Regions from separate parts of the Homo sapiens genome. Here region 2 is linked to region 1. A link is a loop called in an ENCODE intact Hi-C map of the cell type or tissue named here. Cell type or tissue: mammary epithelial cell. All regions are shown on one strand. Links, peaks and the distances in the headings refer to the core of each region. The heading gives the core; the rest is flanking DNA.

What was found. Hi-C counts contacts between places; a loop is a spot of excess contacts. Peaks named below come from ENCODE experiments on the same cell type or tissue, not always from the same donor. Only the 100,000 strongest peaks of a DNase experiment are listed, where the experiment ranks them.
Region 2: a loop joins it to region 1, with 6 times the contacts of the local background. A loop is called at or near these places in 4 of 110 quality-filtered maps.

Annotation. Positions count from the first base shown.
Region 1 is chr10:97,403,708-97,419,607 of GRCh38, forward strand. LOC644215 (a long non-coding RNA gene) reads right to left here. Exons shown (of 2, transcript NR_157582.1): 2 at 15,040-15,788. Among named protein-coding and RNA genes, the nearest start is that of RRP12, 10 kb to the left of the region's middle. RefSeq lists an enhancer at 14,891-14,940. In mammary epithelial cell, for the core only: CTCF peaks have their summits at 3,617 (motif pointing right) and 3,908; DNase peaks (open chromatin) are centred at 3,774, 3,864 and 4,924; H3K27ac peaks cover 359 bases.
Region 2 is chr10:97,456,251-97,472,424 of GRCh38, forward strand. MMS19 (MMS19 cytosolic iron-sulfur assembly component) reads right to left here. Exons shown (of 31, transcript NM_022362.5): 9 at 14,525-14,611; 10 at 13,879-13,953; 11 at 13,396-13,473; 12 at 12,716-12,854; 13 at 12,002-12,156; 14 at 11,255-11,333; 15 at 10,526-10,651; 16 at 10,254-10,335; 17 at 9,809-9,909; 18 at 9,555-9,704; 19 at 7,608-7,763; 20 at 6,333-6,432; 21 at 5,767-5,869; 22 at 5,578-5,646; 9 more. The coding sequence ends at 2,442. It overlaps ZDHHC16 (zDHHC palmitoyltransferase 16), which reads left to right. Exons shown (of 12, transcript NM_198046.3): 12 at 527-1,120. The coding sequence ends at 641. Among named protein-coding and RNA genes, the nearest start is that of ZDHHC16, 18 kb to the left of the region's middle. In mammary epithelial cell, for the core only: a CTCF peak has its summit at 7,550 (motif pointing right); a DNase peak (open chromatin) is centred at 7,671.

The DNA.
Region 1 (15,900 bases), core at 2,677-5,176:
GCTGAACATCATGATGTATTGTACAAAAAATAAAAAAGTCATGAACAGGCACTTCACAAAAATTAATATCCAAATGGCCAATAAATATATGAAAAACAGGCCAGGCATGCTAGCTCACGCCTGTAATACCGGCACTTTAGGAGGCTGAGGCAGGAGGATCACTTGAGCCCAGGAGTTGGAGACCAGCCTGGCCAACACAGCAAGACCTGTCTCCTCAAAAACTAAGAAAAATAGTGGGGTGCAGTGGCGTGCACCCATGGTCCCAGCTACCTGGGAAGCTGTGACAGGAGAATCTCTTAAGCCCAGGAGTTTGAGGTTGTAGTAAGCTATGATAGCACCACTGCACTCCAGCCTGGGTGACACAGTGAGACTTTGTCTCAAGAAAAAAAAAAGAAAAAGAACAGACCAGAACAGAAAAGATACCAGTTTCATTATCAACATGGGAATACAAATTAAAATCACAATGAAATGCCACTACACACCCACCAGAATGGCTAAAATTAAAAAGACTAGCAATACTAATGTTGGTAAGGATGTGGAGAAACTGGCAACATATGCTGCCATTGGAGTATAAAGTGATACAACCATTTTGGAAAACTGTGTGGTAGTATCTACTAAAACTGAATACAGTCTTGCTCCATGACCCAGCAATACCTTCCTGCATATTTACTCAACAGAGATGTTTACTTATATGCAAAAAAGAGATATAGGAGGATGTTCACAATGGAAATAATAAAATGTCCATCAACCGTAGAATGAGGCTGGATGCACTGGTTCACACCTGTAATCTTAGTGCGTTGGGAGGCTGAGGCAGGAGGATTGCTTGAGGCCAACAGTTCAAGACCAATCTGGGCAAAATAGTGAGACCCCATCTCTAAAAAAAAATTAAAAATTAGCCACATGTGGTGGCATGCACCCGTAGTCCTAGCCACTTGGGAAACTAAGGCAGGAGGATCACTTGAGCCCAAGAATTCAAGGTTAGAGTGAGCTATAATCATGCCACTGCACTGCAGCCTGGGCAACACAGTGAGACTCTGTGTCTAGAATAGATAGATAGATAGATAGATAGATAAGACAGACAGGCAGACAGAGAGATAGAGTAGAATGGATAAATTGTGACATATTGATATATAATGGAATACTATAGTATTTGACTCTGTATAGCAATGAGAAGGAACTACTGCTACATATATCATGCATGACCTAGGTTGAGTAAAAGACTCCAGACACAAGAGTACATAGTTATAATCCCATTTATTTATGATTTAATTATTTATTTATTTATTTTGAGACAGAGTCTTCCTCTGTCACTCAGGTTGAAATGCAGTGGCACAATCATGGCTCACTGCAGCCTTGACCTCCAGGCTCAAGCAATCCTCCCACTTCTGCCTCCCGAGTAGCTGGAACCACAGGCATGCATTGCCATGCCTGGCTAATTTTTTTTTTTTTTTAAAGCTAGGGCCTCACTCTGTCACCCAGGCTGGAGTCCAGTGGCATGATCATGGCTCACTATAACCTTAAACTCCTGAATTCAAGTCATCCTCCTGCTTTGGCCTCCCAAATAGCTGGGGCTACAGACACATACCCACCACACCAAGCTAATTTTTTTTTTAAGAGACAGAGTCTTGGCCAGGCGCGGTGGCTCACGCCTGTAATCTCAGCACTCTGGGAGGCCGAGGCGGGCAGATCACAAGGTCAGGAGATCGAGACCATCCTGGCTAACACAATGAAACCCTGTCTCTACTAAAAATATAAAAAATTAGCTGGGCGTGGTGGCGGGCACCTGTAGTCCCAGCTACTCGGGAGGCTGAGGCAGGAGAATGGCGTGAACCCAGGAGGCGGAAGTTGCAATGAGCTGAGATCGTACCACTGCACTCCAGCCTGGGCAGCAGAACGAGACTCCTTCTCCAAAAAAAAAAAAAAGAGACAGAATCTTGCTATCGTTGCCCAGACAAATCTCGATCTCCTGGCTTCAAGTGATCTGCTCGCCTTGGCCTCCCAAAGTGCTGGGATTATAGGCGTGAGCCACCATGCCCTGCTTACATGTATATTACACTTCATGGGCTTACTGAAAATACAAAGTGGGCCGGGGGCGGTGGCTTACGCCTGTAATGCCAACACTCTGGGTGGCTGAGGCAGGCAGATAACTTGAGCCCAGGAGTTCGAGACCAGCCTGAGCAATATGGTGAAACCCCGTCTCTACAAAAAATATGACAATTAGCCAGGCATGATGGCAGACACCTGTAGTCCCAGCTACTCGGAGGCTGAGGTGGGAGGATCGCTTGAACCCGGGAGGCGGAGGTTGCAGTGACTCGAGATTAAGCCACTGCACTCTAGCCTGGGTGACAGAGTGAGACTCTGTCTCAAAAAACAACAAAAAAAAGTGGTCCTCTCACCTAGAGCAGAGAGAGCATAAAGTGTGTTAATGTGAGAAAGCGTCGCTGCAGAGAAGACTGAAGTCAGTTCAGACTCTAGGCCCCAGCCCTTCCAAGTCTCTGAAGACATTATCATCCTCCAGTGGGGCCCTGTGCCTGGGTCACAGGCTGAGACCTCAGTGGGAAGGCTGAGAAAAGGGAACTGGTGGCTGGGGGAGGAAAAGGAAGCAGAATGTGGAAACTGTTATAAGCGAGCTGTGCTCACAACCAGAGGTCTAGACTTGGGGTAATTGCTGAAAGAAGGCAGGTAAAGTGGTGGGTTCAAGACAGGACATACTTTACCTATAAACCAAGCAAGGGATTTAACCTCTCTAAGTCTCCGATTCTTGTTCTTTTTTTCCCTTTATTTATTTATTTATACATTTTTTTTACACATTCTAATGTGTCATATTATTTAAAGTTACGATAATAATTACTTTTTTTTTTTCTGAGATGGAGTCTCACTCTATTGCTCAGGCTGGAGTGCGGAGGCGCGATCTTGACTCACTGCAACCTCCACCGCCTGGGTTCAAGCGATTCTCCTGCCTCAGGCTCCCAAGTAGCTGGGATTACAAGCATGTGCCACCACGCCCAGATGACTTTTTGTAATTTTAGTAGAGATGGGGTTTCATCATGTTGGCCAGGCTGTTCTCAAACTCCTGACCTCAAGTGATCCACCCACCTTGGCCTCCCAAAGTGCTGGGATTCCAGGTGTGAACCACTGTGCCTGGCTGAAAGTTGTGATAATAATTCTGAACCCACTGGGCTGCTGTGAGGATTCAGTATGAAACTGTGTATCTGTGGCTGGGCATGGTAGCTTACATCTGTAATCCCAGTACTTTGGGAGGCCGAGGCAGGTGGATCACCTGAGGTCAGGAGTTCGAGACCAGCCTGGCCAACATAGCGAAACCCCGTCTCTACTAAAAATACAAAAATTAACCAGGCGTTATGGTGCACGCCTGTAATCCCAGCTACTTGGGGGGCTGAGGCAGGAGAATCGTTTGAACCCGGGAGGCAGAGGTTGCAGTGAGCCAAAATCGTGCCACTGTACCCCAGCCTGGGCAACAGAGTGCGACTTCGTCTCAAAAATAAATAAATAAATAAATAAAAATAAAAGAAACTGTGTATCTGTGTCAAATTACGGACAACTCCAAAACATGTGTAGTATTGTGCTTTACAGAGGGGTCAGTGGTGCATCTTTGCCACCAGAGGGAGTGCTACCAACAACCTGTTAGGGCTAAAACCCTATAGAGAGCCTGCAATACCAACTAGTAGACTGGGATTTTGCAAATCAGATGCGGAGATGCAGAGGCCAAGGGTAGTGGCAGATGTCCCATCCTTTTCCTGGGCTACAGAAACCTGCTGGCCTCCAAACCGAGTCTGCGTCGTAACTGAATACAGCCCTGGCTAAATCGTCAGCCTGGTATGGGCATTGAGGGGCCCTAGGTCACCTGCTGGCCGTCCATCCTGAGGCATCTGCTCAGAGCCTCCTCCAGGAGGCGTGCTCTACCAGAAGAGAGGACGATAGGCATCCAAATGGCCTGAGCACAATCTCTTCCACCCGGTACCCCAGGGCTCACCTCTCCACCCCTGAATTCCAGCAGTAACTCCCACCCAGAGGCTCTAGCTGTATCCATGATCAGCCCCTCCACATATGGTTAATAAGGACCACCACATCTGTAGGATAGGTCCTGCAGTTAGACTCTCTGGGTTGGAATTCAAGTACCACCACTTGCTCTGTGACCTTGAACAACTCACCTTACTCTTCCCTGAGCCTCAGTTTTCCACATCTGTAAAATGGAGATGATAAGAATGCCTACCTGTCTGATTTATGGGAACTAAATAAGATAATGAATTTTAAGTGCTGAGCACGCTGCCTGGTACACAGTGAGCATGCAATAAATGTGAGCTATTATTATCATCTAAAAAAACTCTTCCTCAGTTCCAAAATACTTTTTCATTAATTCTCTAAGTGAGGAGGACAGAGCAGGTGTCCTCATTTCACAGATGGGGAAACATAGTTCTAAGGGGTTCAGTGACACCCCCAAGGTCACACAGTGAGCAGAAGCCAGGAGATCCAACGCTTAGCCCAGGATGAACCCCCTCCCCCCATAGCACTGCCCTTGTTTTTTTTGTTTTTTTCTGTTTTGAGACGGAGTTTCGCTCTTGTTGCCCAGGCTGGAGTACGATGGTGCAATCTCGGCTCACTGCAACCTCCACCTCCCGGGTTCAAGCGATTCTCCTGCCTCAGGCTTCCTGAGTAGTTGGGATTACAGGCATGTGCCACCAAGCCCGGCCAATTTTGTATTTTTAGTAGAGACAGAGTTTCTCCATGTTAGTCAGGCTGGTCTCGAACTCCCGACCTCAGGTGATCTGCCTGCCTTGGCCTCCCAAAGTGCTGAGATTATAGGCGTGAGCCATCGTGCCGGCCTGCACTGCTCTTAAAACTGTCTGCAAGGCTCCTGTGGAGGTAACAGAGCTGCCACACCCAAAGTTCTGTGGCCATGCGGAGCAGTAAAACCAGTTTTAGGTCAGCAAGTTGTAATCTGTTATGACACTGGGCAGGAAGAAAGGGAAATTGAGGCTTAGCCTCTTGCCTCAAACAAAGAGGAAGCAGAGGTCTGGGTGTTTAACCTAGAGCTCAAGGTCAGGGCATTTTGACCAACCCGTTGTTGTTGCAGCTGCTCCGGACGGTTTTCCTAACTGCTGGAGCTGTGTTGAAGCCCAGGCTTTGGACTTAGGAAGCCTGGGTTTGGAGCCACATCCCAGCTGCGTGAGCCGGGGCAGGCGGCTGAGCTCTGTGAGCCACAGTCTTCTCATCTGAAAATGGGGCTGCTGTTATGAGGCTAAAATGAGATAATGCATGTGAAATCCTTAGCCCAGTGCCTGGCACAGCACTGCTGCAGGGGTCAAGTGTCCCTCAGCTCCTGGGGCATTACAATTCCATTTGATGCTGGGTGTGGTGGCTCACGCCTGTAATCCCAACACTTTGGGAGGCCAAAGTGGGAGGATCGCTTGAGCCCAGAAGTTCAAGACCAGCCTGTGCATCATGGAGAAACCCCAACTCTACAAAAAACACAAAAATAGCCAGGCATGGTGATGTACGCCTACAGTCGCAGCTACTCGGGAGGCTGAGGTGCAGGAGGTCAAGTCCGCAGTGAGCCATGATTGTGCCACTGCACTCCAGCCTGGGTGACAGAGTGAGACCTTGTCTCAAAAAAAAAAAAAAAAAAAAAAAAAAAATCCAAAAGCCAAAAAGAGCTTGCTTTCTAGAATAACTCTTGGGGAAAGAGCCTGGTGTGCTGGAGAGGAAGCATGTCCCCTCCTAGGCTGAGGAAGACTGGAATCTGGGCATGGCAGGGGACTCTGCTCAATGGGGAGGACTGTTCTCTCTCCACTTACCCCAAAATTAAACCGTTCCCCATTTACCACTTCAAATTCTTCATTCTTCTCAGGGCCTCTATATCAGTAAGGAATTGTGTTCAGTTGCTATAAGAGACTGCTACAGTGGCTTAAACAGGCAAGGGTTAATTCTCTCACATTCAAGAAATGGAAATCAGGAGGTAATGGGCAGTCCAGGCTGCTATGGCAGTTCCACAGAATCTTCAGGATCCTGGGATCCCTCTCTTTTTCTGCTTCAACCTCCATAACGTATGACTTCCATTTTCACTGTCACCTTGTGCTCCACAGATGGGCTGCAGGAGCTCCAGCTGTCACACTCATGATCCAGGTGGAGGCCTAGTGTAGGAAGGAAAGGAGGAAGAGCCAAAAGGTGCACCTTCCAGCTAAGTCAGTTCCACTTGATTGACTAGAATTTAGTAATTTGGCCAAATTTAGCTGCAGAAGGGGCTGGGAAATTTAGTCTTTTAGTTGGGTAAGTTGCAGCTCACCCCCTGTGCCTATTGAGAGAAAGGAAGAATTGATATTGGGGAGGCAACTAGCAGCCTCTGGATCTCAGCTGGGTGTTAGGAGGACTGGTTCTAATTAATTTAACCCAGTTACATACTCAAAAGTTATTTCTTGATCACCTATTATGTGCAAGGTACTATGCTAAGCACACATATGAAAGTATTTAAAGAAGCTTATGGGCCGGGCACCTGACCAGCCTGACCAACATGGTGAAACCCCATCTCCACTAAAAATACAAAATAAGCTAGGCATAGTGGCATATGCCTGTAGTCCCAGCTACTTGGGAGGCTGAGGCAGGAGAATCACTTGAACCCGGGAGGCTGAGGTTGCAGTGAGTCGAGATCACGCCATTGCACTCCAGCCTGGGCAACAAGAGTGAAACTCCATCTAAAAAGACTCTTGGCCGGGTGCGGTGACTCATGCCTGTAATCCCAGCACTTTGGGAGGCTGAGGCGGGTGGATCACCTGAGGTCAGGAGTTCAAGACCAGCCTGGCCAACATGGTGAAACCCTGTATCTACTAAAAATACAAAAATTAGCTGGGCATGGTGGCGCACACCTGTAATCCCAGCTACACGGGAGGCTGAGGCAGGAGAATCATTTGAACCTGGGAGGCGGAGATGGTAATGAGCTGAGATTGTGCCACTGAACTTCGGCCTGGGCAACAGAGCAAAACTCCGTCTCAAAAAAAAAATAAATAAATAATAAAAGAAAAAGACTCTTGCTCTGCCTTAAGAAACCTACAGGGGATAGGGCTGGGCGCGGTGGCTCACACCTGTAATCCCAGCACTTTGGGAGGCTGAGGCGGGTGGATCACAAGGTCAGGAGATCAAGACCATCCTGACTAACATGGTGAAACTCTGTCTCTACTAAAAATACAAAAAATTAGCCTGGCGTGGTGGCGGGCACCTGTAGTCCCAGCTAGTCGGGAGGCTGAGGCAGGAGAATGGAGTGAACCTGGGAGGCGGAGCTTGCAGTGTGCCGAGATGGCACCACTGCACTCCAGCCTGGGCAACAGAGCGAGACTCCGTCAAAAAAAGAAAAAAAAAAAAGAAGCCTACAGGGGATAATTAGCCAGGCATGGTGGCACACGCCTGTAATCCCAGCTACTTGGGAGGCTGAGGCATGAGAATTGCTTGAACCTGGGAGGTGGAGGTTGCAGTGAGCCAAGATCGCGCCACTGCACTCCAGCCTGGGCAACAGCAAGATACTCTGTCTCAAAAAAAAAAAAAAAAAAAAAAAGAAAGTAACCTATGGGGGAATGGTGAAAAGACAAGCACAAAACTCTTCGGTTTTCTTATTTGTACATTGAAGATGTTGTACCCAGAGCTCTCTAAAGCCCCTGGTAACTTTATTGTTCACTGATGCTCAATTAATAGAATTGCATTTTGCTTCTCTGCCTCCCTCATCTGACCATCTGACTGTGAAACCCCTGATTACAGGAACCATGTCTGGTCTACTCTGGCGCCATCAGAGCCTACCACAGTGTGTGGCTCAATACATCTGCTTGCCAAGTGAACACATGACTTATGCAGAGCTCAGCAAGGGGCACAAGAGAGGTTCAGATAACGCTCTTAGGGTGTCTAAGAGGGGCTGTCCAAGGTATATCTTTTATGTCTGTCAACCAGACTGGAATGCAGTAGTCATGCAAGCTGGAATGCGATCACGGTTCACTGCAGCCTTGACCTCCTGAGCTCAAGCAATCCTCCCACTTTAGCCTCCCAAGTAGCTGGAACTACAGGCATATGCCACCATGCCCAGCTAATTTTTAAATTTTTTGCAGAGACAAGGTCTCCTTATGTTGCCCAGACTGGTCTCAATATTCTGGGCTCAAGCAATCCTCCTGCCTCAGCCTCCCAAAGTGTTGGGATTATAGGCGTGAGCTATCTTGCCTGGACAATAATTTTTGAAGGTTGCAATCAAGGAAAATAACAGAAATGTTGGTCCATCATTTATCCAACCACTATACCATCCTGCCAAGTAGATTGGGCATTGTGGCAGAGAAGAGGAGAGGAAAATAGCATTTAATGGATGTATCCTTTGTGTCAGGGGCTCTCTGTGGTAATAAGAACTATCATTTATTAGCCTCTATAGACCTGGCACTTCACATGTGTGATCCTACTGAGTCCTCGCAACCACTGTATAGGGTAGGTGCTATTATTATGCACATTTTATTTTATTATTATTATTTTTTATTTATTTTTGGGACTGAGTCTTGCTCTGTCGTCCAGGCTGGAGTGCAGTGGCATGATCTTGGCTCATTGCAACCTCCACCTCCCTGGTTCAAGCAATTCCCCTGCCTCAGCCTCCTGAGTAGCTGGGATCACAGGCACATGCCGCCACATCTGGCTAATTTTTTTGTATTTTTAGTAGAGATCGGGTTTCACCACGTTGGCCAGACTGGTCTCAAACTCCTGACCTCAGGCAATCTGCCTGCCTCGGTCTCCCAAAGTGCTAGGATTACAGGGGTGAGCCACCGCGCCTGGCCTATTATTATTTTTTCTTTTTTTCTTTTTTTAATTAGAGACAGGGTCTCACTATGTTATCCAGTCTGGTGTCTAACTCCTGGCCTCACATGATCCTCCTGCCTTCGCCTCCCAAAGTTCTGGGATTACAGTCACGGGCCACTGCACCTGGCCTATTATCCACATTTTAAAATGGGGAAACCAAAGCTAGGGAAAGATTCCCAATAGCATTAAGTGGGGAGTTATAATTGTAATTTACTCCTCTCCCAATTCCTGTTCTTTATAACCATTTGGTTACCAAGCAATGAAAGCAGCCTAGCTCTCACATCTAGAGTTCACAGGCTGGTTGGGGTGGCAGTAAACAATCCCTGTGGCAATCAGTGCCATCATCCAGGTATGGTCAGGAGCTATGGGAGTCCAGAGCCTGGCAGACTATAGTCATGTCTGAGAGGCGAGTCAGGGCCAATTTTCAGGTGAGGTGACGTTGGAGCTGAGTGCTACAGCATGAGCTAGAGTTGACCAGGAAGCTGAGGGTGGCTGTTCAGGCCAAGCAAGGCCACAGCAGCTACAAAGGCACAGGGGCAAGTAAGAACACGATGTGTTTGCTCTAGATGCAGGCAAGACCTGAGTCACTGATGTGTCGGAAACTGCTGCATCAGTACAGGAAAGAAACCATAAGGGTTGAAACTAAGAATGTGGCAGCGGGGGCAAAGAGGGAAGGACAGATTGGAGAAGGTATCGGGGAGGTAGAATGACACGTGAAGGCTAGCGGTTATGAGGGGTGAGCACGGTTGCCGTGTACAGTTGTGAAGTATGTGGACTGCTTAGTTTCCCAGATGAGGGGTCTGAAATCCAGTCTTCATTGGTGCCTTGTAGAGAAGAAGAGTTGGCCTTTTATTTTATTTTATTTTATTTTATTTATTTATTTTTTTTTAGGCGGAGTCTAGCTCTGTAGCCCAGGCTGGAGTGCAGTAGCACAGTTTCAACTCACTGCAGCCTCTGCCTCCCAGGCTCAAGCAATTCTCCTGCCTCAGCCTCCCAAGTAGCTGGGATTATAGGTGCCCGCCCCCACGCCCAGCTAATTTTAGTATTTTAGTAGAGACAGGGTTTCACTATGTTGGGCAGGCTGGTCTCCAACTCCTGACCTCAGGTGATCTGCCCACCTCGGCCTCTTAAAGTGCTGGGATTACAGGCGTGAGCCACCACGCCTGGAGTTGGCCTTTTTCTCATTCCCCAGTGACACCATAGAGGCATATGATGCGTACAGGTATACGAGGCTCAGAGGCATGGAGGCAATGACACCACAGAGGAAGTGAGAATCAATCGCTCCCAGGAAGGCAAGATTCCAGAATACGAGTGTGTCTAAAGAAAAGACCATCTCTCAACATCTGAACCAAAAAGCTGCATTTACTACAGTACTTACTTAAGGGAGGTGGAGCTGGGCCTGTTAGGTGCAATCCCTGTGAGTGGAGCAGGGCACTGATCTTATATAAGGTGCTAGGAGGTTGAAGATCAATGGTGGGCACATATCAAGGGAGGTAGTGTTTAGGGATTGGTTGGCCAACCAGTGTGGCTGTTACCGATTGGCTGGTGTCAGATGTCTGGTCACTGAGGAAAATTGTTCAGCTGAAGGGAGAGGAATTGTCTTTAAGTGGCTTAAAACTGGTTATGGTGGTGACTTGTTGCCATGGCAGCAGAACAGTCTTTCCTGTGGGTATGAGCTTTTTTTTCCCCCTCAAGTGACTGTAGCTCAAAACATTCACTCTCAGAGGTTGTTTTCTTTTATAAAGGACCATGTTGGCTCTGGGGAGGGAAGTTCACAGGCTGGCTAGGGTCAGAATACTTGCCTGGCCCAGGTATTCAAAGGTCCAGTTTGTCACCTCTCCAAGATCCTGTGGCTGAGGTGTTTCCAACACAGGGAATCAGGGAAGTTAGTTGCATTGTAAGGAACATACCTAATCAGAAATGGGACCTAGGGCTGGGTGCAGTGGCTCACACCTGTGATCCCAGCACTTTGGGAGGTCAAAGCAGGAGGATCCCCTGAACCTAGGAGCTTCAGACCAGCCTGGCCAACATAGTGAGACCCCATTTCTTAAAAAAATAAAAAAGCCCGGGCGCGGTGGCTCACGCCTGTAATCCAAGCACTTTGGGAGGCCGAGGCTGGTGGATCATCTGAGGTCAGGAGTTCGAGAGCAGCCTGACCAACATGGTGAAACCCTGTCTCTACTAAAAATACAAAAAATTAGCTGAGCATGATGGCGGGTGCCTATAATCCCAACTACTCGGGAGGCTGAGAAAGGAGAATCCTTTCAACCCGGGAGGCAGAGGTTGCAGTGAGCCGAGATCGTGCCACTGCACTCTAGCCTGGGTGTTACAGAGCAAGACTGTCTAAAAAAAAAAAAATTAGCGGGGTGTGATGGCACATGTTTGTAGTCTCAGCTACTTGGGAGACTGAGATGGGAGGATTGAGCTCAAGAGTTTGAGCTCAGGCTGCGGTGAGTCATGATCACACCACTGCACTCCCACCCACAAGACACAGTGAGACCTTATCTCAAAAAAAAAAAAAAAAAATCAGAAATGAGACCTAGGATCCCGGACTCCCAGTCACTTCTTCCGTAAAGGAGAAGATGAGGTGCTGGTGGGCAGTGTGGTGCAGCTGGCCAGACCTTACAGCCAGCTTTTGCCCCTGCCTTCTCCACAGAAGCCTCTCCTTGGTCTCTCCTTTATGTCTCTCCTTGGGCTTAGTGGGAACCACATGTGTTTGCCCAACCACAACCCTAAGAACCATCCCTGGAGCTGCCATGGGAGGTTCTGAGCTCTGTCAGGACTAGGGTAAAAGCAGACGGATGCTTTTCTGCAGCTCAGTGGCCACTTAGATCCACCAGAGCTACCCGCCCACTTCACTCCCATTGAGCAAAGGCTTCTGGTAGGTAGGCTCGGGTGGGTTTGTTTTTTAAAATAATTGTTTAAAACTTTTGGTCAGGTGCGGTGGCTCATGCCTATAATCCCAGTACTTTGAGAGGCCGAGGTGGGTGGATCAACTAAGGTCAGGAGTTCAAGACCAGCCTGGCCAACATGGTGAAACCCTGTCTCTACTAAAAATACAAAAATTAGCTAGGCATGGTGGCACAAATTTGTAATCCCAGCTACTCGGGAGGCTGAGGCAGGAGAATCACTTGAACCCAGGAGGTGGAGGTTGCAGTGAGCTGAGATCGTGACACCGTACTCCAGCCTGGGTGACAGAGTGAGACTCTGTCTCAATAAAATAAAATAAAAAATAAAGTGTACAATTCAGTGGTTTTTGGTATCTTCACAGATGTGTGCAACATCACCACAGTCAACTTTAAAACATTTTTTGGCACCTCAAAAAGAAACCCCACACCCTGTATTTATCACCCCCAACCCTGCCAGCCCCTGGCAATCACTAATCTACTTTCTGTCTCTATAGATTTGCCTATTCTGGACATTTCATATAAGTAAAATCATAAACCATGCAGTCTTTTGTAACTGGCTTCTTTGGCTCAGCATAATGTTTTCTTTTCTTTTTCTTTTTTTTTCTTTTTTGAGATGGAGTCTCGCACTCTCGCCCAGGCTGGAGTGCAGTGGCGTGATCTCGGCTCACTGCAAGCTCCGCCTCCCAGGTTCACGCCATTCTCCTGCCTCAGCCTCCCAAGTAGCTGGGACTACAGGCGCCCGCCACCACACCTGGCTAATTTTTGTATTTTTAGTAGAGAAAGGGTTTCACCATGTTAGCCAGGATGGACTCGATCTCCTGACCTTGTGATCCGCTCACCTCGGCCTCCCAAAGTGCTGGGATTACAGGCGTGAGCTACCGCGCCTGGCCTATCTTTTTCTTTTCTTTTTTTTTTTTTTTTAGAAACAGGGTCTCACTGTGTTGCCCAGACTGGTCTTGAACTCCTGGACTCAAGTGATCCACCTGCCTCAGCCTCCCAAAGTGCTAAGATTACAGGCATAAGCCACCATACCCAGGGAAGAGAGCTGATTGGCTGAGGGCCCCTCCTAGCATTCAGATGCTGTGCTGCCCATGGGCTGCATCCAGTCATGACTTAGCATCCCTGTATCAAGGATGTGAAGGCAGGCTGGTCCTGGGAGCCTGAGGACCCCTCTGAAGAAGGGTAACTTCGGCTGGAGTAGCCCCCAACAGGCTTGCTGAATTTTCCCCAGAATTGCATTTGCAATCTAAGACGACGCTGCCACCCACCAAACCTTCCTTCCTCCTTCCCTTACGCAGCATCACACCTGTGCTCCCAGCCCCATTTCCTGTCACAGACACTTCTAATATATTTCCTGCACATCCTGTCTTGGCAACTGCTTCTAGGAGATCCTGGACTGAAGGGGTGGGTTGCCTCTTCACACCTGTGGGTGTTTCTCGTTAGGTGGACTTGGAAAAGAAAGAGACACAGAGACAAAGTATAGAGAAAGAAATAAGGGGGCCCAGGGGACCAGCGTTCAGCATATGGAGGATCCCGCCGGCCTCTGAGTTCCCTTAGTATTTATTGATCATTCTTGGGTGTTTCTCGGAGAGGGGGACGTGGCAGGGTCATAGGATAATTGTGGAGAGGTCAGCAGACAAACACCTGAACAAAGGTCTCTGCATCATAGACAAGGTAAAGAATTAAGTGCTGTGGTTTAGATATGCATACACATAAACATCTCAATGCCTTAAAGAGCAGTATTGCTGCCCGCATGTCCCATCTCCAGCCCTAAGGCGGTTTCCCCCTAAGTAGATGGAACATACAATCAGGTTTTATACCGAGACATTCCATTGCCCAGGGACGGGAAGGAGACAGATGCCTTCCTCTTGTCTCAACTGCAAAGAGGCGTTCCTTCTTCTTACACTAATCCTCCTCAGCACAGACCCTTTACGGGTGTCGGGCTGGGGGACGGTCAGGTCTTTCCCTTCCCACGAGGCCATATTTCAGACTATCACATGGGGAGAAACCTTGGACAATACCTGGCTTTCCTAGGCAGAGGTCCCTGCAGCCTTCCGCAGTGTTTGTGTCCCTGGGTACTTGATTCATTTTTTTTTTTTTTTTTTGAGAGGGAGTTTTGCTCTGTCGCCCAGGCTGGAGTGCAATGACGTGATCTCTGCTCACTGCAAGCTCCGCCTCCCAGGTTCACGCCATTCTCCTGCCTCAGCCTCCCGAGTAGCTGGGACTACAGGCGTGCGCCACCTCGCCCGGCTAATTTTTTGTATTTTTAGTAGAGACGGGGTTTCACCGTGTTTGCCAGGATGGTCTTGATCTCCTGACCTCGTGATCTGCCTGCCTTGGCCTCCCAAAGTGCTGGGATTACAGGCGTGAGCCACCGTGCCTGGCCTGTCCCTGGGTACTTGAGATTAGGGAGTGGTGGTGACTCTTAACGAGCATGCTGCCTTCAAGCATCTGTTTAACAAAGCACATCTTGCACAGCCCTTAATCCATTTAACCCTGAGTTGACACAGCACATGTTTCAGAGAGCACGGGGTTGGGGGTAAGGTTACAGATTAACAGCATCTCAAGGCAGAAGAATTTTTCTTAGTACAAAACAAAATGGAGTCTCCTATGTCTACTTCTTTCTACACAGACACAGCAACAATCTGATCTCTCTTTCTTTTCCCCACACTGGACTAACACACTGCTAATCTCCCAACAATTCACTAAACTTGATGCAAATCAATCCCAAATAACTAAGTTTCTGCCAGCTTTTTTTTTTAAATTTTTTTAGAGACAGGGTCTCACTTTATTGCCCAGGCTGGAGTACAGTGGCTATTCACACGTGTGATCATAGCATATTGCAGCCTCAAACTCCTGGCCTCAAGCCATCCTCCTGCTTTAGCCTCCTGAGTAGCTGGGACTACAGGCACGTGCCTCCTGTGCCCAGGACGTCAGCTTGTTTTGAATGTACAATTTTGAGGTCAGGCTCAGTGGCTCACACAGTGCTTTGGAAGGCCAAGGCAGGAGGATCGCTTGAGGTCAGGAGTTTAAAACTGGCTTGTGCAACCCAGGGAGACCTTGTCTCAAAAAAAAAAATGTGATCCAAGATTAATATAGACTGAGAAATCAGTTTTATGTGAATGAAAGCAGAAGGGTCAAAATGTGCTTATTGCCCTGGTTTGAGCATTTTACCATTACAGTTTTCACACAGGGTCTAGTGGCAGAGGGCTTGACGCACACCAGGTGGTTTTGAGAGTGCCATAAATTTAAAAAAGAAAGAGGCTTGGACTAAAGCCTGGCCTTAGAAGTCTGACAATGCGGGCGGATCAGGGAAACCTGGGTGCTGTCAGGGAAGTTCTTTTTTTTTTTTTTTTTTGAGACGGAGTCTCGCTCTGTCACCCAGGCTGGAGTGCAGTGGCGCGATCTCGGCTCACTGCAAGCTCCGCCTCCTGGGTTCACGCCATTCTCCTGCCTCAGCCTCCTGAGTAGCTGGGACTACAGGCGCCCGCCACTACGCCTGGCTAATTTTTGTATTTTTAGTAGAGATGGGGTTTCACTGTGTTAGCCAGGATGGTCTCGATCTCCTGACCTCATGATCTGCCCGCCTCGGCCTCCCAAAGTGCTGGGATTACAGGCGTGAGCCACAGCGCCTGGCCTGGGAAGTCCTTGAGGAAGCCGCAGGCTGCCGGAGAGCCCTCCTCTTTCTTTTCCGGCAGCACCAGCTCCAGCTCTGTTTACCTGCAGATGGCGACTGCATTTCGGGCGGGGGCAGTCAAAGTCCCTGAAGCACTGCTTTCTCTCCTAGAACCTGAGTCTTGAGGCATCATCTGGGCTCATGCCCTCTCTGAAACATAAATCCTGTACTCCACAGACACCAGCTGAGCCGGGAGATCTGAACATCAGGCAATGAGTTTGCAAGATGGTTTAACAACTATGAACATGTGGTGTCCTCACAGGAATCCTGTGGGCTGAACAGCAGCCGCCCCTCCTTCCACCCAGCACAAAACTTGGTTTGCCCCGCTCACTCTAAATCTGGGCCTTCAATGAATGTTCAGTGGAGTTCTTCTGTGGAAAAAAATAAATGGGAAAGGAAGGCTGGAGAGGCCTTTATTAGCCTAAGGGGCAGTGGAGGGTAAAAGGGCTGTGACTCTTGGTTGGCTTCTTCTTTTTCTTTATT
Region 2 (16,174 bases), core at 5,994-8,493, 56 kb after region 1:
GACTACAGTGGAATCCTAGGAAAGCTGTGCTCAGGAAGGGGCCTCTGGGTGTAGGATATGGTGGCCACCAGTCACCTCTCACTTGGAGAGCAGTGTCTAGAGTTCAAGCCAATAATTTGTGAGATTAAAATAATCTACTTGTCATAGAGGCCCTAAGACAGTAACTGGAGCTAGCTCTCTCAGCCCAAGACAAGGGGAAACAATTTTTCAAATGGCAGTTACTGAGGCGGTAACAATCAGATGAACAGACGTGCCTTCCCTCCTCCCTTTCCCATGTACATGACACTCCTATCACTGTGCTTACAGTGGACCTTTAGAAGTTTAGCTCGAAACCTTAAAAGGCCTTCAAAGGACCAAAAGGTACATTTGTTGGATAAAATTGGGTAGCAGAAATTAGAACTTTTGTTACTTTCATGATTGACACCGAGGTAGCTTCAGGATACCTTGATGTATGCTTGTTAAGGAATGATGATTGGGAAGGACCAAGAATTCTTGAACTCAGAGACATTTCTCTCTTCTCTTCTAGGCACTGGCTTACTCGGGTGCTCTTACCTTCTAGTCACTTGCCCCATGGGAATGGAATGAGCTGGGAGCCCCCTCCCTGGGTGACTGCTCACTCAGCCTCTGTGATGGCAGTGTGAGCTGGACTGTGTCAGCCACGACTCGAGCACTCATTCTGCTCCCTATGTTATTTCAAGGGCCTCCAAGGGCAGCTTTTCTCAGAATCCTTGATCAAAAAGAGCCAGTGGGCCTGCCTTAGGGTACCATGCAGGACAATTCAAGGACCAGCCTTTTTACCACTGCAGAAGAAAGACACAATGTGGAGAAATCTTAGGACTGACATCCCTTTACTCAGGCAAACAGAAGTTCCAACCCCAGACTAGGGGTCAGGCAGCTAGCTACCTACCTTGCCCAGTGCTGACCCGGACCTCCTCCAGGATACAGCACTGGAGTTGGCCACCACCTCTTCTACTTGCTGTCTGAAAAAACACCTGACTAGTACAGCTGAGATCTTGGCTTCTCAACAGGGCAAAGATACCAGGCCTGCTGCTGAGGTCACTGCCACTTCTCACATGCTGCTTAAGGGAGCACAAATAAAGGTATTCGATTTTTAAAGATATGTAGCTTCTCACTCTCTGCCTCACGATAGGGCAGGGAAGGGGAAAGTCAGGGTCAAGACCTAGTGAGTAGGTGTTCTGGTCATGCTTCCTACATTTTTTTTTTTTTTGGAGATGGAGTCTCACTCTGTCTCTCAGGCTGTAATGCAGTGGCGCGATCTTGACTCACTGCAACCTCCGCCTCCCAGTTTCAAGTGATTTTTTTTTTTTTTTTTTTTTGAGACGGAGTCTCGCTCTATATCACCCAGGCTGGAGTGCAGTGGTGTGATCTCGGCTCACTGCAAGCTCCGCCTCCCGGGTTCACGCCATTCTCCTGCCTCAGCCTCCCGAGTAGCTGGGACTACAGGCGCCCGCCACCACACCCGGCTAATTTTTGTATTTTTAGTAGAGACGGGGTTTCACTGTGTTAGCCAGGAGGTCTCGATGTCATGACCTTGTGATCCATCCGCCTCGGCCTCCCAAAGTGCTGGGATTACAAGCTTTACAGGCGTGAGCCACCGCGCCCGGCTCAAGTGATTCTTGTGTCTCAGCCTCCCAAGTAGCTGTGATTAAAGGCGTATGCCACCACACCTGGCTAATTTTTGTATTTTTAGTGGAGATGGGGTTTCACCATGTTGGCCAGTCTGGTCTTGAACTCCTGACCTCCACTGATCCATGCGCCTCGGCCTCCCAAAATGCTGGGATTACAGGCGTCAGCCACCATGCCCAGCTTAATTTTTTTTTTTTTTTAATTATTTGTAGAGATGGGTTCTTGCTATACTGCCAGGGCTAGTCTCAAACTCCTAGCCTCAAGTGATCCGCCTGCCTCAGCCTCCTGAAGTGTTGGGGTTACAGGCATGTGCTACTGTCCTGGTTACCCTGAAAAATTTTTGGCCAATCCCTGTCATTGTTATTCCAGTGATGCCTCTGGTTATATGAGGCATATGTGGGGTGGGGGAAATATCTGACAGCCCCATTACCAAAAGAAATCTTTATTCTTCAGCAGGTAGACAACATCTGCCAGCCCTGGTCCTCAGGGCCACACTCATATGCACTCACCCCTCAGCAGCATATCGCCCCTTTTCTGACATATAAATGCAAGAGACCCAGGACCCTAGATCTTTCTTCAAACGCAAGTGTCTCACACACACTTATTTTACAAATCCACTAGAAATATGGACTCTTATGTTCTTTGTACAGCCATGCAACAGAGGCCTAGCATTTGTGCTGTGTCTGTGGGAAAGGCAGTCAGAGACCAGTGGTTTCCCTGCTTTGGGGAAGATGGCTCAACAGTTAGTAATCCCAGGTTAGATTGTCAGAACAGTCTAGGCCAGGACTGAGGGCTCAGCTGCCAGGGCTCCCCAACAGAAACCTGTAGGCAAAAAGAAAGTTGGCAGCATTAGTGATGAGGCTCATCTTGGTCCCATCTCTCCCCACGACCTAGAAACTCACCACTCCCCTCTGGCTGACACTGCTTCCTTGCGCACCAGTCTCTTCTTGTCATCCAGGGGTTTGGCTAAGGCCCGAATCACCTGTGGTTTGTACGGCAGCAGCTGTGGAGTCAGAGGATATAATCAACCTTGCTCATCCAAGGCAACTGAAAGTACCGCTTTTTTGATTCTGTACAACTAATATTCTGAGGAAAGCAAAACATCTTTAGTGATTCCAAGGGATGTTAAGTGGCAGGATGGCCTTTCTGTTACCTTCTGGGCCCAAGGAAAAGAATCCTTGGGCCCAGAATTACAAGATCTGTACCTTGTAATTCAGATCTCAATTACACACCAGGGTGGCCAAGCCCACCTGACTAAGGCAAAAAGGTACTTATGTGTCTCTTGAGATGTTCCCAGGCCAGGGAAGGACACCTGAGGTACTTACCACAGGGGTGGGCAGGCGAGTGAGAGCATGCATGCACTGCAGTGCGGCGATCCGGACAGCCTGGAACACAACCACAAGGAGGTGAGAGCATGCCCAGGGAGAGATGCTGGTGCCTAAGAGTTGCTGGGGCTCAACGCACCATGGAAGGGCTAGAGCTGAGGTTCAGAAACTTGGTGACGAGGGTGTCCACGTGAAGACTCATGACTTGGGGTGCTTCCAGTAGAAGAGGCTGAAGGCAGCTGAGGGTGGAGAGCTGCACCACACAGTCAGGGCAGGACAGGGCCTCCAGCAGCAAGGAAAGAAGCTAAGGGGCAATGGGCAAGGTAGGGGATGGCCACATCATGAAGATCCTGGTTCTTGTTCCCTCCCCTTTCTAGCCCCATCTGGGGAAGAATAGCTTTGTCCTTTGCTTAGAAGCTCTGCCTGTGGGACTTACCGTGGGCAGCTCTGGCAAGAGTACAGGCTTGGGCAGCCTGTTAAGTACATGAGAAAGACCCTTCAAGTAGTTTGGCTTCACATCTGTAAAAAATGGAAAGGCTTAGGGGAGAAATTGGACTTAGATATATAGCTTGAGAAATCAATTCCAATCTGTGGTGAGGCTGAGACATCAGCCTACAAACGGGTGAAAGAGCCCTTCACGCTCAGAATAAGCAAGATACGCCCATGAAAGGAAGAAGTGGGACAAGAATCTAGAAGTTTAGTCTTCTAGGCACAGACCACAATATAGCTCTAAAGAAGCAAGCGGGCCCTAAATTATCTTAGGGAATGTGGCCAAGCAAAGGAGAGATGTGTATATGTGGGGACCTTCTTTCAGACTCCTCACCTTGGGGAGCAGCATGGAAGCCCTGGACCAAAGCAGGCACATTATCTGTGAAGAACCGCTGGCGGAACATGATCCGCACTTCGGCATGGCCAGCACGAGTCAGCACATCAGTGCAGTCAGACATGAGCAGAGAGAAGCCATCAGCTGCTGCTGGACCTAATTCTGGGTCACTCAGGAGGCCCATGAGCTGGAGAAAAAAGAGCCTTTGAGGTACATCAGGGAAGAAGAATCTTAAGTGCCAAAGATAAGGATGGGGCCGGGTGTGGTGGCTCATGCCTGTAATCCTAGCACTTTGGGAGGCCAAGGCAGGTGGACTGCTTGAGTCTAGGAGTCTGGGCAACATGGCCAAACCCAGTTCTTACAAAAAATACAAACATTAGTTGGGTGTGGTGGGGTGCCCCTGTAGTCCCAGCTACTTGCGAGGCTGAAGTGGGAGGATCACTTGAGCCTACGGAGGTTGAGGCTGGAGTGAGCTGTGATTGCACTACTGTACTCCAGCCTGGGTGACAGAGTAAGACCCTGTCTCCAAAAAGAAAAAAGAAAAGAAAACAAAAAACACACAGGGGAGGATGGAAGTCCTTGGGAGGAATAGGAGCAACCAGAAAGTTTGTTTAGGTCCTGGGTTCTTCTGTCTCCAGAAAGGACGTACCCGGGCTGTAAGGCAGGAGCTGAGAGGATGGTATCTGAGCACTAGGGCCTTTGTTACCTGTAATTGGAGACAGAGAGAGCAATTGGGGAATGACACTCAAACCCGAGAACCCTGAGACATAGATGTTTATGGTTTAGGGTCAAACAGGGACATTTTATTTAACCAGACATAATTGCCTCTCTGGCTAACCAGACTCCACTCCAACTCCTTACCCAGAGAAGAAGAGTGAAGGCCTGACTACGACAGGGCCCAGAGCCCAGGCCAGCCTCCACTTTGTCCACAGCTAGCTGTAGGAATTCATCCAGCTGCTGCCCTAAAAAGGAGAGAGGAAATGCTGACATAAAGGCTACACATTTTCCCTTTAGCAATGAAATGCAAATCACTTTAAGTGCAGAGCTCCCTGAGAAGCTGTTAGAAAGGGAAAATATCATTTTTGCCTGTGGACAAAATGATTGGACACCTGCATAAGAGCCTGGTATTCTCATAATACAGAGGTGCTGCCATTTGAAAAGAGAGGGTCATCTACTTCCAATAAAGAATTATCCACACTAGCCCCACTGTAGGGAGTAGGACGGCAGAACTAGACTCTTTGTGCTCCCTTCTCTTCTTAGGTACTATAAAGCTCTGCCCAACTGTGGTCTTGACGCTTTTCCCACGGGCAGTCCCAGGACAGTGCTTGAGCAGTTGAAGCCCTGTTAATGTTATTAGCAAGCTCCTTTTAAAAAGAGAATGAGTACTGAGCTATAAGATTTCATGGGTAGTTGATTCTGGGAGGCTCCTTACATAGTCTGATCTCAGTACCTGCAGGGTGCTTGTTGAGGAGTCCTGCAAAGCACTTGGCAGCAGCGGTGGAAGAAAAGGGGCAGCTGTGGCAGCAGCTCAGTTCCAAAAGCTCCCGCATGAGTTGGTTCAGCTGAGGGATTTCCACCTACAGAAAACCTGGCCATGTAATGGACCCAGAGAACACTTGAACTCCAAGAGAACCAGTACATAGTGGCAGCAGGGACCGGGACGGATGAGAACTAACTTCTCTGGTGGGGGAAGTAAAAGATCAGCTTAGCCTGTGGCAAATTTCAGCCCGGAGTCACCTTGTCAAGGTTAAATAACAGTACTTCCCAAATGTGCTCACTTACATTTCGAGGCAGGGAGCAGACAAAGGCCATAAGCAGTGCAATCAGCCGCCTCTGCCCTGAGGAGCCATCCTATAAAGGAAGGAGAGCCCGATCAAGCCTGCCAGCAATAAGCTTGTCTGCCCCTCTACCCATTCCAGATTAGCCCTAAAAAAAAACCAGCTTGAAGGATGTAAGTTCTAAGACTGTTACCTGGAATGGCTGGAATCTGCTCGGGAAGCTGTTTTCAGGCAGAAAGGACACGTTGCCATCCAAGAAGAGGGGCACAATGTGTGTCACACTCTGGGCAGCTAACCTGGGGGCAGAGTACTAGGTATGACCAAGGAGCTAGGATTCTAAAGCAGCCCTCTCCTCCACAGACGTGCTTTTCAACCTAGGGTTTGAATTAGGATCACCACGTCAATGGGACATGCCCTGATCATTCATGCATTGAACAAATATTAATTTGGCACATATGTGCCAGTAATCATTTCCATTCAGGTTCCCATCTGGGAAGTCAAGGTATATTTTAAAATGCTCTACAGGTAATTCTTAAGCACATCTGCGGCTAAGAACCACTGGCCCTGGCTTCCCACCCTCATAGTCCATGGTGCTAAGAGCCCCTTCCTTTTGTTTTGTCAACAAAACTTACAAGACGATTAACTGCACCACATTTACATATAGGTAAAAGGACAGCTGACAAGGCAGCTACCTGTTGCTTCTTCCTAAGAATGCTATCCTTCTCCCTGGGTTCAAGCCACATCCATGATTATACTTACTCAGGGCTCAGGTGGGTTGTAGCAGTGCCAATGACAGACACCATGGCAGCCAACACCTCATCCTCCAATAGTACTTTTCTCAGAACTGAGGGCTCCTTCTCTGCAAAACACACACACATGCACACAATCACAAGACCATGACGGGTTCAAGAAATGAATGATTGGGTTCTGTCAGCATCACTGACTCTGGGGCTTGACTCTAGCCACGACAGCAGTTCTTAATCTGGTCTCTGGTAGTGCTATAGTCCTGAGAATCAGGGCACCAGAAACAGGAGTGGTCTGACCTGGGGCCACAGAGCGCTCCTGAGAACTCTGCACAGTCTTTAGACTAGGCCAACAGTGGGAAAGAGGGATAGCTAAGATGAACATTCTTAACATAAGAAATAGAAATGTTGTCCCTGGTGTCCCTGGAGATGCAAGGAAAAAAAAATAGTAATGTTGGTCTCTGAAAAAATTAAAAACATAGATTTATCTTCATGGGTCCTTATTATTTATAGCAACTATCATACACTGAGTACTTCCTATGTGGCAGGTACTATACACTAACTTATTTAATCCTTACCAACTACCCTGTGAAACAGTTTTTTTTTTTTTTTTTTTTGAGACAGGAACAGGATCTCGCTCTGTCACCCAGGCTCGAGTGCAGAGGCACAATCATGCCTCACTGCAGCCTTGAACTCCTGGGCTCAGGTGATCCTCCCACCTCAGCCTCTTGAGCAGCTGGGACTATAGGTGTGCACCACTATGTCTGACTATTTGTAGAAACAGGGTCCCCTGTGTTGCCCAGGCTGGTCTCAAACTCCTGGACTCAAGTGATCCTCCCATCTTGGCCTCCTGAAGTGCTGGGATTACAGGTGTGAACCATGGCGCCAGCCTAGACGGTACTCTTTATCTCCATCTTACAAGTGAGGAAATTGAAGCGTGGAAAGGCTGAATATCTTCACCTAAGTTAGCAAGTGGTAGAGTTGAGGATAAAACCCAACCAGGTGGGCTTGACTCCAGAGTCCAATTCTAAGTAAACTAATCACATAGCACTTCATGGGGAAAAGGTGTGCATTCTTTTGAATGTTGCTAACACTAGTGGATTTTGGTTCCTGCCACTGGTCAGGGTGGCACCCTTTGCTATGAAGTGAAATCTCACTCTGAGGACAAAGGATTGAAAATAAACCTCTGATGGTACAAAATACAGTACCACCAATACCCAGAGGGTGGTGCTGTTCAACACCAGCAGAGGGCAAAGTTCCCAAAGGCCAGGAAGGAGAGGTGGAAAGTTACCTGGCATAGAGGCCTGCACAGCCAAGGCAAGCAGGCAAGGTATAGCTGTCTGGTGGAAATACCAGCAACTCTCAGGGTCCTGCTGACATTTTTCTGCCATCTGTCTGAGGCTCTGACAGACAGCAATAACGTCACTGGATTGTGCAACCATATTCCCTGTTGATGAGAAAGTGTTCTCTGTAAGGTTTGCTTAAAAGCACTTTCAGGTGTTTCCAATTACACAGCAGATGAGAGGAACAAAGAAGAGTGACTGAAGGGACCAAGAGTGCCTTATTAAAAAGCTGAGTCACTTTATTCTCCTGGCTGTTCTTTCTGATCTATTCAGACTTCATAGTTGAGACTTGCTCTGTCCCAGGCTCTGCAGCAGAAGCACTTGTATATATTCTCTCCTTATTTTTCATAACAACCTTAGAAGTATCATTTCCCTCACTCTATAGAGAAGGACATGGAGGCACAATGAAATACATGATCAGTGGCTTTTCCAGGGTCACAGGAAGTGCAAAGTCAGGAATCAAGCCCAAGTTATAATCCAAGTCTAGTATTCATTCTACTATGTAACAGCTGCTGGATCAACCACAGTGGGCCTGAATCTACCCACAGGGCAGGCTGCTGTCACTTTTGCATTGGAGCAGTGCTTCTCAAACTCAACAGTCTACGAGTTACCAGGGTACACTGTCAAAATGCAGATTCTGATCAGTGAGGGCCTGAGATTCTGCACTTCTAACAAGCTCCCAGATGTCACCCATGCTGCTGGTTAACAGACCATCTTTTGAGCACCACGGCCTTAGGGTGATGCCTCTCAATTCAGATCCCACATGAAAATTACCTAGGTAATTTTTTTTTTTTTTTTTGGAGACAGGGCTTCACTCCTGTTGCCCAGGTCAGGCTGGAGTGCAATGGAGCGATCTCGGCTTGCTCCAACCTCTGCCTCCCGGGCTCAAAGTGATTCTCCTGCCTTAGCCTCCCAAGTAGCTGGGACTACAGGTGCATGCCACTGCTCCTGGCTAATTTTTGTATTTTTTGTAGAGATGCGGTTTCGCCATGTTGCATCGGCTGGTTAGGTCTCAAACTCTTGAGCTCAAGTGATCCATCAGCCTTGGCCTCCCAAAGTGCTGGGATTACAGGCATGAGCCACCACACCCAGCCCGGCACTTTTTTTTTTCTTTTTTGAGATGGAGTTTCACCCTGTTTGCCCAGGTGTGAGTGCAATGGCATGATCTTGGCTCACTGCAACCTCCGCCTCCCAGGTTCAAACGATTATCCTGCCTCAGCCTCCTGAGTAGCTGGGATTACAGGCGCCTGCCACCATGACCAGATAATTTTTAGTAGAGACGGGATTGCACCATGTTGGTCAGGCTGGTCTCAAACTCCTGACCTTGTGATCCACCCGCCTCAGCCTCCCAAAGTGCTGGGATTATAGGCATGTGCCACTGCGCCCAACCCTTTTTTTCTTTTGAGATAGAGTTTCACTCTATTGCCCAGGCTGGCCAGGCTGGAGTACAGTGGCGCAATCTCAGCTCGCTGCAACCTCCGCCTTGTGGGTTCAAGAGATTCTCCTGCCTCAGCCTCCCCAGTAGCTGGGATTACAGGCGCATGCCACCATGCCCAGCTAATTTTTTGTATTTTTAGTAGAGACTGGGTTTCTCCATGTTGGCTAAGTTGGTCTCAAATTCCTGACCTCAAGTGATCTGCTGGCCTCGGCCTCCCAAAGTGCTGAGATTACAGGCAAGAGCAGCGGCCCTGGCCGGGTACTCTTAATAGTACTGTTGCCTAAGTCCCATCCCTCCTCAGAGACTGATTCAGTTGGACGCAGGCATCAGTATTTTTTTTTTCTTTTAAAAGAGTTGATTCTGTTACTCTTATGTATAGCTACAGCTAGAACCACTGCCTTAGAGACTACAGCTCCCTATTCAGCCCAGTCCGTTGGTGGTTATTCCTAGTAGTTACCTCTGTTCACTTGCCAGAGATGCTGCAGCAGCAGAGGCAGTGTCTCCTTGACGATGCTGGGATGTGTTGATACAGCTGACAAGGCTTGCAGACAGCACAGATGCCGGGAGCATTGGGTGGGCTCATCTCCGTTAGTCAAATTTGACTCCCCTGAAAGCAACCCATGAGACAAAGGTTTACTGTGTGATAGGAAGCACGAAGGCCCCAAAGCCTTGCTGGAAAGGGATGGGCCACAGAGGATTAGAGACACATACCTACACGCAGCTCCTCAGCGAGCTTGGGTACGAGGTGGCTGCTGAAGGCCACAGGGTAGAGAGCAGCCAGGGTTCCTGATGCTTCCAGTGCTGCCACCCTGCTGGAGGCGCAGAGCAGATAAGCATTGGCTGAGCCTGGGCTCACAGCTCTCTTGCCTACGTCTGATATTAGGCAGATTCAGGAGTGTGAGCTCCCAACGCCTCCTTGCTAAAGAGCAGAACTCAAGTACCTACACCACTGAGTTGGACAGGGCTTCTTAAAGCCTAAGAAGAGAGCAGTCCTACATCTCTCCAACTGGTTAGCAGCCAGAGTCTAACACAGAGCTCACCTCCCCTAAGGAGAGCCAAGGGTCAGAAGCACAGAGCCCTGGTCCTAGCTTGATCTTTTGCTGCCAATACAGAGGCAGGGAACAGCTTGCTCTATCTCATTGCTTTAAATTCTCACCAACTCTGGGAATCCTCCTTCAGGAAGCTCAGTCTGTACAGGTGACCCACTGCCAGCTCCAAGTCCTCATAAGATAGGAGATCTGTAGTTAGAAGGGAACATGAATCTCATCTTTCTTCCCCTGCAGCCATCACAACCCTTCTAAGCTCTTATTAGAAATCCCAAATCATCCAGAGTTGCAGTAAGAAGAGGATAGTAAGGCTGCTTTTCACCAAGGCAGTCTTACAAGAAAAGGACCAATATTTTCCTCTTCTCTTTCCCTTAAGATGTACCTGGCTGGGCACCCAAGACTGTCAGTGTACGGATGCCAACAAGCTGAAGCTGGGTGCTGGGGTCTGTTAGAGCCATGAATACCAGTGAGCACAGCTGGTCCTTGAAGCCATTCAGAGGCCTTTGATCTAGGGAAGAGACAGAGGCCAGGTTAGAAGGAAGCCACTGCATTCCATATCCCTGACTAAGCTGTGATACACAGCCAACCTGGGGTAGATTTTTTTTTTGAGACAAGGCCTCTGTTGCCCAGGCTGGAGTGCAGTGGCGTAATCTCGGATCACTGCAGCCTCTGCCTCCCAGGTTCAAGCCATTCTCCTGCCTCAGCCTCCCGAGTAGCTGGAATTACAGGCATGTGCCAACAGGCCTGGCTAATTTTTGTATTTTTAGTAGAGACAGGGTTTCACCATATTGGCCAGGCTGGTCTCGAACTCCTAACCTCAAGTTTTCCGCCTGCCTTAGCCTACCAAAGTGCTGGGATTATAGGTGTGAGCCACCATGCCCCGCCTCCTGGGGCAGATTTAAAGAGCTTAATCCATTGGGTATCCAGAAAGCACACTGAGAAAAATAAACAGATCTCATCCATCTCATCTGTTAAGTGTTCTCTTGTGCTACAACCTCAGAATAGGACCACTGTTCTAGACTACTTTTCCACAGCACTCTTTGCCCTGCTATCCTTTATAGGCTGAAGTGTTCAACAGTCCCCAGAGCACTGCAATGGAAGGCAACCTCACCTTTGTCTTCATAGCTCCATTTCTGCTGCAGCTTCAAGAAACCCAGGAGCATTTCAAGGATTGTCCGCCGCTGGCTGCTCTGTAACGTTTCAAGGGGTACTAGAGTCAAAGAATATTTTAAAGGATTTCAATCCTGCTACTCTGGATATAGGGAAAATTCTTTCTTTCTTCCAAGAGATGGGGGTTTTGCTATGCCACAGCCAGGCTGGAATACAGTAGCATGATTATAGCTCCCTGCAGCCCCGACCTCCTAGGTTCAAGTGATTCTCTCGCCTCAGCCTCTTGAGTAGCTGGGACTACAGATGCGTGCCACCTTATCCAGCTAATTTTTTTTTTTTTTTTTTGTAGAGATGTGGTCTTGTCTTGTTGCCCAAGCTGGTCTTTAAATCCTAGCCTCAAGTGATTGTCCTGCCTTGGTCTCCTAAAGTGCTGGGATTACAGGCATGAACCAGCATGTCCTGCTTGGCTAATTTAAAAAAAATTTTTTTTTTTTTAGAGATGGGATCTCACTTTGTTGCCCAGGCTGATCTTGAACTCCTGGCTTCAAGCTATCCTCCTGTCTTGGGAGAATGATCCTTTTATGTATGAGACAGGGAAAAAGTGAGTAAGGGAAGCAGCAGCAGCAGCTAATGGGAGCAAAACCCAAGGTCTACTATGTTGGCCCAAGCTAAAACTTAGCTCACTCTCTGAGAAAGGGAACCTAGCACACAGGTCCCATCATTTCCCCCAAAGATTCTGCTCCCTTACCTGACTGTGCTTGTGGAACTGTTCCAGCAGTAAAGGCAGTACATTGCTGGTGACAGAGTCACAGGCCCGGGCAGATGCACCTGCAGCTGCCTGCAACAGCTTGGCACTAGGCCACACCAGTTTCATGTCCGGTTCACACAGGTGGTGCCTGCAGTCTAGAGAAGCAGCACATCACAGAGCTGGGGAGGAGGCCAAATGGTGCCTGACTCCCCTACAGTCCACAGAGGTTGGAGACTGAGACCCATGACAGTTTGCAAGCAGTTAACACTCAAATTGTTTTCAATTCAAAGTAGGGCTATCGCCCCCAAATCACCAAATATGTTGGGACTAAACAATAAAGGTCACTGGCCCTTAAGGAATGTCATTTGTTTTTTTTTTAGAGATGGAGTTTTGCTCTCGTTGCCCAAGCTGGAGTGCAGTGGCGCAATCTCAGCTCACCGCAACCTCTGCCTTTTCAAGCGATTCTCCTGCCTCAGCCTCCCGAGTAGCTGGGATTACAGGCGTCCACCACCACGCCCGGCTAATTTTTGTATTTTTAGTAGAGACGAGGTTTCACCATGTTGGCCAGGCTGGTCTTTAACTCCTGACCTCAGGTGATCCACCCGCCTCGGCCTCCTAAAGTGCAGGGATTACAGGCGTGAGCCACCGCACCCAGGCAAGGAATGTCGTTTCTATTGTGCTCACTCCCCTTCCTGGCTGCCACGGCCCCATTACCCTGTAGAATGTTGCTAAGGAAGGAGTCAAGGAGGTCCTCAGCATCAGCCCTCAGCACAGAGCGAGACAAACACGCAGTCAGGGAGTGGAGGGCCGCCAGGCCCTCTGCCTCCACCCGCTCACTTGCCGTCTGGAACACCTGTCAGGGAGGGATCCCATGGCTACTGAGGTGAGCCTGCACCAGATGAGACCCCACCAATCCACTGCCTATTTCCTTGTTGGAGAGGGGAGTGAGAACCTCTAGGACACAGAAATGGAAATTAACACCCCAACTGAGTGTCTTCTCAATTGGTGTGTTCTTACCAAGTCCTTAGTCACACTCAGGACAGAGACACATACTTTCTGAGAAACAAAAAGCCAACTCTGAGCAGTGGCTCTGCTCACCTTTCTATTCACCATGGTGCCAAAGGCACCATGACCTGCACTCCTTGCCACAGAAGGACAAGAAGTGGGTAATGTGCAAAGGTGATCAGCTGCTCTTACCAAGCAGCTGACCGTCACATAGGGACTCTCTCTCTTGTCATTCAACTAGAATTATGTCCCCCTACTTGCCTCCTGAATAACCAGGCATTATATCTTGGCCCTGGGGATGACAGAGGGAAAAGGACAGGATGTATTATTTCCCCTCATGCCTGACAATTGAAAGTTAACAGTAGTGAGTTTATCTGAGTGACACTCACCTCTCTGCGGATAGAAGCCCAAAGGCTGGGGAGGAAGTCCTTCAGTTCCTTCTGTCCATACACAGCACAGCAAGCATTCTGCCAAGGAAACCGCTGCTATCAGTTATGTACACACTCAGACACCCTAGGATGTGCAGGTACCTCAGCATAATGGCACCTGAAGGAGCCCTGGTCTCAGCAGAAAAACCAGTTAAGATTTTTAACAGTCCTACTAAGGGAACAGAGAAGTAGGAGATAACCCTGGTTGATAAAATAGAAGCCTAAAGAGGGAGTCCTGGTCAGCCTTTCCTCAGTTACTATGGGATGGGGGATGGGACACGACGATATGCAGCTGGGGGCTTCAGGTCGACACAAAGGCCCAAATCCTGGGTATCCTCTTCTGAGGCCCATGAACTGTTCCTTGGCTATCCTAGAATCTATATCCTTTAGGACCCCTAACTTGTCAAAAGGTAGCTGGGTCCTGCAAGGAGAAAAATCACTCACCAGAGTCTGTAGAGAATCCAACTTGGCACTCAGAACCTCAGAATCCACTTTCTCAATCAACAGGGGCAGCAGAAACTGTGGGACAGAAGGAAGATCTTAAGCCTGAGATGGGTGGTGTGTCAGTCACATCAAGGTCAACCCTGTCCTTGCCATCAGTCCCTAAAAGCAGGTACTACATCAAGGAGCTGTACTCAAGTCAGGAGCTATGAATGTAAGCTAACCTTCCTGCCAAGCAGTGACCAGAGCCCCACTACCTCAAAAACAGGCAAGTTGACAAAGTTACAGGATTTTAAAAGACAGCACCATATAGGGATTGGGTTTATTTATTTTTTTGTGTAGCGGAGACGAGGTCTCCCTATGTTGCCCAGGCTGGATTTGAACTCCTGGGTTTAAGTGATCCTTTCCACTCAGACTCCTCCTGAGTAGCTGGAACTATAGGTGTGTGCCACTGAATCCAGCTCTGGATTATGAAGAGATGGTAAAGTTTTCTACATCGAAGGTCTGAAGATACCTGCCACACAAGACACTTGCAGGGTGTCATGCCCTAAAATGTATACCAGATATTTTTTTCTCCATGCTTTTACTGCTCTTTCTTCAGAGCCATCTATGGGCAGAGGCTATATACCCTAACCTTGGCTAGACCCACCTCAGCAAATCGTGGTGTAGAAGCCAGCACAGCGCGAAGACTCAGGATGAGGTCTTCTCTCTGGATACCATGGGGATCATTAGGTGGCTGGAAAAGGGAGAAGGGCTGTGGGTTTGTGTAACATTTCAGACCACCTTGAACACAGGCTCGAACCTGGTAACCCTGCAGAACAGGGTGATACTCATACCCAATCAGGGAAGATAGTAAGATAATGAGGCCCCAGCAAGAAGACTTGCTTGATCTTAGGTACTCCTTGGGAACTTTTGTCTTTAGGCATTTTAAAAAATCTGATTACACATTTTCTATCATTTCACCACTCAGAAATAAGCATGCTTAACTTTCTGGTGTATTCCTTTCTTCGCTGATATATATTGTTACTATGTGCTAGTATATACTGTTTCCATATAAAATATATATATACTTAAAAATCATTTTGTACATGTGGTTTTTAATTTTTTTCACTTAACATATTAAGAACATTTTTATGGTATTATTCTTTCATAGCATTAGTTTTAGTGGCTATGATTTCATTTTGTGGTTGTACCAGTTTATCTAGATAATTCCTTGTTGATGGACATTTCCATTTTTTTCACCCTTATAAAAAGCTGTAATTCTGAAAACAGAAAGCCTTGATGGTTTCTGTACCAAGACGACAGACTGAAAACATATATCAGGTTTTCCTTTTCCTCTTTGCAAACTCCACCAAAAACATAGTAAAAGAAGGGATTTACTATTATTATTATTATTTTTTTTTGAGACAGAGTCTCACTCTGTCACCCATGCTGGATTGCAGTGGCTTGATCCTAGCTCAGTGCAACCTCCACCTCCTAGGTTCAAGTGATTCTCATGTCTCAACCTCCCAAGTAGCTGGGGTTACAGGCGCACCAACACACCTGGCTAATTTTTATATATTTTTTGTAGACATGGGGTTTCATCATGTTGGCCAGGCTGGTCTGGAACTCCTGACCTCGAATGATCCACCCACCTCAGCCTCCCGAAGTGCTGGGATTACAGGCGTAAGCCACCGAACCTGGCCTGGTTTCTGTTTTCATGACTGGACTTTGATAGAAAAGATAAAACTGTGGAATTCTCTTATAAAGTAACAAAAAGACAGAGGTACAAAATAGAAAACAAAAGGTCAGAAAATCAGAGGTCCAACAGAAGATTAATGAGAGTTCCAAAATGAAGGAACAGAGAAAAGAGAGAGGAAGAAATCATCAATTAAAGAATTCAAGAAAAATTTACAGGACTAATGGACACGGGTTACCAGATTGACAGGGCCTACTAAGTACCCAACACAGTACATGAAATAGACCAATACTAAGGCACATCACTGTGAAGTTTCAATGTATCGGGGTGAACCAAACATCAGTTTATAGAGAGGAAGAAAAAAATGGTAAATACAAAAGTTTATGAAACAGAAGAAATTCAGACTTCTCCACAGCAAATGAAAACTAGATAACTAGGCTTATTTATTTATTTGAGATGGAGTTTTGCTCTTGTTACACAAGCTGGAGTGCAATGGCACGATCTTGGCTCACTGCAGCCTCTGCCTCCAGGATTCAAGCGATTCTCCTGCCTGTCTCCCGAGTGGCTGGGATTACAGGCTCACGCCACCATGCCCGGCTAATTTTTTTGTATTTTTAGTAG